2 separate regions of the Homo sapiens genome follow, and region 2 is linked to region 1. Evidence: chromatin contacts called from ENCODE Hi-C or POLR2A ChIA-PET data. All regions are on one chromosome and are shown on one strand. The core of a region is the stretch at or near the end of the contact, and the rest is flanking DNA. Distances in the headings are between cores, read along the strand shown.

Region 1 (2,533 bases), core at 12-2,511:
GCTCTGCCCCTCGCCACCAGCCCCTTGGAATGCTGTCCGTGACCGACCCCAGCCTGCACTCAGATTTGCAAGATCTAAGAAAGTGTCAAAAAGCAGCAGCAACCCCAGTGTGCTTTGGGGGTGAGTGGCGTAGACAGCCGAGAGAAACACTGAGGCCATCTCCCAACTGGGCCAGTGACCTCACTGACAGTCCCCGTGAAGATCTTATCACCCCCAGCAGATATGTGCTGATTGTCTAACATGTTTCAGGAATGGAGGCTACCATGGCCGGCACTGTTCTAAGCACTTCACATACGGTGACTCAACAATCCAGACAGTGACTGTATGAGACTGCTACTACTGCCCCAATGACAGAGGAGAAAACCGAGGGACAACGGGATGATGAAGTAACTTGTCCAAGGTCACTCAGCTAACAAGTAGCAGAGCCAGGCTATCTGCCCAGAGTCGGTACTCCTACCCCCAACAGTAGATACAGCAATACCCAGAGATGAAGGCAAATTCAGACAATACCACATGTGACCCAGGAAATCAATTGAGGTGACGTGGGAAGGTGGGGTGGGGGTGTGGGTGTGGGAGCCACTTAGATGGGGCGGTCTGGAGAGGCCTCTGTGAAGGGATGACACATGTAAGCAAGAACCTACATGTTAAGAAGCAGCTGGCCAGGCCAAGAGCTGCAGGCTGAGGTGACAGCAAGCGACTCCTGCGGTGGGAGCAAGCCTGCTGCCTGAGGAACAGAAGGAAGGTGCATGTGGTGGTGGGGGTGGGGTGAGTGGCAGGAGCCATAAGAGGCTGGCGAGGGAGGCAGGACCAGCTCCCTCAAGGGGCCTCATGTGCCACATGAGCCTGGACAATTCACTCTCCCTGCCCTTTGGTGATTTTCCCACAAGCCTCTGTGCCATGCCTGTTGCAACTTTCTTTCCAGGGCAGCAGAATGGTGGGTCTGCCCCCTTCCACAACACCAGCCAAAACATGGAGACCCAATGGCCAGCCTGTGTCAGTCATCAGCCAGAGACGACTGCCCTGAGCTTCCCACCCTCACCAAGCCTGGGTCTAGGGGGAAAAGGATGCTCGGCTGAGCAGCCTTCAATGGGTGATCTTTTGGCTGCAGGGTCAGGGAGAGGAGAGCTGACTGAGGAAATGCCTGGCTGCCTTGCCAGGTACAGTTCTCTTCAGAAGTCAATCATCTGGCCTCTGGTTTCCATGGTAGCTGCCTGTGAATGTGACTCATGCGCATTAACCCAGAGTGCCTCCGGATCCCAGGCTGAGGATTCAGTTCCCAGACTTCGCCTGTCCTCACAGAGGTCATCACAGGCCTGTGAGCTCCAAGGGAGTGGATGCTGAATTTTCGTCATGGGTGAATTCCCAGGGTCTGTACTGGGCATGGCCCAGAGACACTTGCAGAAGGCAAGCAGGCAGGCAGGTGGGAAGAAGAAAGGGAAGGAAGAAAGGGAAGGTAACTCCACTAAACAACTGCCCATCTGGGAGATCCTATTTTATTGGTGGCTGGTCCCCAGGCCCTTGCACCACAACCCAGACAGAGCTTCTGGTCGCTCTTTTATTTTCACTCTCATCAACCACAGCCCCATCACCAGAGGCCGTGAAGGAAGGAGGATGATGTCTAAAAAGTGTATCCTGGGCCGGGCACAGTGGCTCACGCCTGTAATCCCAACACTTTAGGAGGCTGAGGTGGGAGGATGGCTTGAGCTCAGGAGTTCAGGACCAGCCTGGGCAATATAGAGAGAACCCTATCTCTACACACACAAAAATTAGCCGGAAGTGGTGCCGCATACCTGTAGTCCGAGCTACTCAGGAGGCTGAGGCAGGAGGACAGCTTGAGCTCAGGAGTTTGAGGCTACAGCGAGCTGTGATCATGCCACTATACTCCAGCCTCAGTGAAGCGCAGGCCCACCACAGGCTCCCAAGTTCCCTGTCCTGTGCCTCTCCTACCCCTGCAGGATACACCTTTTATATTTTAAAAATTTGTTTATGGGTATTCACTTCACAATGCTTCACCTTTTCTGTATGTTTAAAATTTTTCATAATAAAAGGTTGGGGCAACGTCCATCTTACATAAGTTGACTGATGTCTCATGTGTCCCTAAAATGTATAAAACCAAACTGTGCTCTGATCATCTTGGGTACATGTCGTCAGGACCTCCTGAGGCTGTCACGGGTGCGCATGCTCAACCTTGGCAAAATAAACTTTCTAAATTAACTGAAAAAAACAAAACAAACAAAAGGCTGGGGGAAATGCTTTGTATAAATCATGTTACACAGTTTGCTTGGGAATCTAAATTGAGGCAGAGTATTTCTGACAGTGAAGATGAGAAGTCTGAAATACAAACTGCTGAATCATTGAGAGGTCTGTATGGAAAGACGGTTATTTCACCTGGCTGTCAGCTGTTCCACTTCACATCTTTAAGACCTCGCCTTTTAAACGCCAGAAGTTCAACTTAAAAATGTATTTTCTTTATCCCATAGCCCCAAAAGATAGCAACATTAACAAAATGAAAAAGAAATGAACTAAGGCAGCG
Region 2 (2,533 bases), core at 18-2,517, 220 kb before region 1:
TAATCCCAGCTACTAGGGAGGCTGAGGCAGGAGAATCACTTGAATCTGGAAGACGGAGGTTGCAGTGAGCCGAGATTGTGCCACTGCACTCCAGCCTGGGAGACAGAGTGAGACTGCATCTCAAAAAACAAACAAACAACAAAAAAAACCCAGCAACTTTGTCTTGGCACAGTGGTTCATGCCTGTAATCCCAGCACTCTGGGAAGCCAAGGTGGGCAGATCACTTGAGTCCAGGAGTTTGAGACCAGCCTGGGCAACACGGCAAAACCCCCTCTCTACAAAAAATACAAAAATTAGCTGGGCATGGTGTTGCACACCTGTAGTCCCAGCTACTCGGGAGGCTGAGGTGGGAGGATCGCTTGAGCCCAAGAGGTGGAGGTTGCAGTGGGCCGTGATTGTGCCACTGCACTCCAGCCTGGGCAACACGGCGAGACTCTGTCTCAATAAATAAATAAACATATACATAGATATAGATATAGATATAGATATACACATATATATATACACTTAAGTAAAAACCAATTATCTAGGAGCAAATGTCAAGTAAAAGTACAGGTAGGGCTCAGATGCGGCAAAAAATCATGTTGGGGTAGGAGCCTGAGTAACATCAGCGAGCGCATACAGGTTTATCCTTTGGCCTCTGGCCCAGCTGTTAATGATATATTCATGTTTATTATCTGCCCCCTCCCACCCCCACTAAAATGTCAGCTTCAAGAGGGTAGGGATGAGGCCAATTGTGTTCACGGCTGTGTTCCTGCCATCTCACACAATGTTGGGCATACAGTAGGTGTTCAGTGAATACTTGTGAATGGGTGAATGGCTGGCTGGAAGGCCATGCATGAGTGAATGAGCGGAGGTGACACCTTCACATCCTCTCTCCGCCTCGGTGGATGCCAGTGCAGGCCCAGGAGTCAGCCGTTTCCACTACCAGCTGTGTGGCCCCGGGAGGGCTCCTTAACCTCTCTGTGCGTTTCCGTTGCCATTTCGCCGGGTTATTCTAAGGATTACGTGTGGTTTTACATGGTGTGGGCTTCTTGCAGTCCTCGGCACGGAGCACCCCTCCGTAAATGTTATTTCGCTATTGTTCTTTCCTTTCCTTTCGGTGTATTCTGCTTATGTATTCGCTATTGCTCTTCCCCATCTCACCGACCAGAAGAGTGAAGCTCCTCCCCGCTCTCCTGGCGCCCGGCTTCCCCGTTCTGGCTCGGGCCTGCACGCCCGCCCTTGGCCAGCAGAGGGCGCTAGCGCTCTAGGGACCAACGCTCCGGCTGGGCCGGGCCACGCGTCATCTCTCAGCCGACCCGAGGCTGGGGCTGGAGGAGGGGACAGGCGTGACCGCCGGGGCAGGGGTGGACCACCGGACATCTGGGTGTGTGCCTTTGGCACAGCGGGAGCCTGCTGGAGGCTCCCAAAGCGGAGTGGGCAAGCTTTTTCCCCCAGTGCGCTTCCAACCCTTTTTCTTTCTTTCTTTCTTTCTTTTTTTTTTTTTTTTTTGCGACAGGGTCTCTTGTCGCCCAGGCTGGAGTGCAGTGATGCGATCACGGGTCACTGCAGCCTCCAACTCCTGGCCTCAAGCGATTCTCCTTCCTCAGCCTCCCGGGTAGCTGGGACTACAAGTGGGCGCCACCACGCCCAACTAATTATTTATTCATTTAGAGACAGGGTCTCACTCTGTCACCCAGGCTGGGGTGCAGTGGCATGATCAAGTCTCATTGCAGCCTCAACCTCCTCCTCAAGCAATCCTCCTGCCTCAGCCTCCTGAGTAGCTGGGACTACAGGTGCAGGCCACTGGCCAATTAAAAAATATTTTTTTTTTTAATTAGCCGGACGTGGTGGCGGGTGCCTGTAGTCCCAGCTACTCAGGAGGCTGAGGCAGGAGAATGGCGTGAACCCGGGAGGCGAGCTTGCAGTGAGCTGAGATCACGCCACCGCACGGCAGCCTGGGTGACTGAGCGAGACTCAGTCTCAAAAAAAAAAAATTTTTTTTAGTAGAGACAGGGTCTCGCTGTGTTGCCCCGGCTGGTCTCAAACTCCTGGGCTCAAGTGATCTTCCTGCCTTGGCCTCCTAAAGTGCTGGGATTACAGGCGTAAGCCACCATGCCTGGCCTCCAACCCATTTTTTGCCAAGGACCAGCTGAGACTCAGAAAGGGTTGTCCAAGGTCACCCAGCAGGTGGGGGTAGTGGGGGTCATGCTGTGAATACAAGGCTTTGAAGCTCACATACCTCAAGGACCTGATAGGGGCTGTGGAGAACACAGGACTGACCACCTTTGCCTCTAGAATGCTGGCCCACATGGCCAAATCTTCCAAGTCTTCAAGAGAGACAGGGACATCAGGATGTAGTGAAATGTCTCGATTTTTATGGTAGCAATGAATTAAAGGCTTTGTTTGTTTTTGTAGAGCCAGGGTCTCATTATATTGCCCAGGCTGGTCTTGAACCCTTGGCCTCAAGCGATCCTCCCGTCTTGGCCTCCCAAAGTGCTGGAATTACAGGCGTGAGCCACCACTTCTAGCCTTATTTGTTTATTTATTT

The links. A loop is a pair of places that touch in the nucleus more often than their neighbours do. ChIA-PET counts read pairs that join two places held with the same protein, here RNA polymerase II (POLR2A). Pooled maps may share reads with other maps.
Region 2: a pooled map shows a loop between it and region 1 (2.7-fold over the local background). The contact joins two enhancer-like sites. A Hi-C loop is called at or near these places in 5 of 50 pooled maps. POLR2A ChIA-PET finds 5 or more read pairs at or near these places in 3 of 52 experiments (HEK293, Panc1 and activated T-cell).

What each region holds. Positions count from the first base shown.
Region 1 is chr20:49,852,544-49,855,076 of GRCh38, reverse strand. All of the region lies in intron 7 of SLC9A8 (solute carrier family 9 member A8), which reads right to left. Among named protein-coding and RNA genes, the nearest start is that of MIR12122, 10 kb to the left of the region's middle. Within about 2 kb of position 1,261, at least 4 of the 41 ENCODE cell types and tissues checked have a DNase peak (open chromatin) inside an H3K27ac peak, as active enhancers do.
Region 2 is chr20:50,070,150-50,072,682 of GRCh38, reverse strand. No RefSeq gene overlaps it. Among named protein-coding and RNA genes, the nearest start is that of TRERNA1, 30 kb to the right of the region's middle. RefSeq lists a silencer at 1,124-1,363. Within about 2 kb of position 1,267, at least 3 of the 41 ENCODE cell types and tissues checked have a DNase peak (open chromatin) inside an H3K27ac peak, as active enhancers do.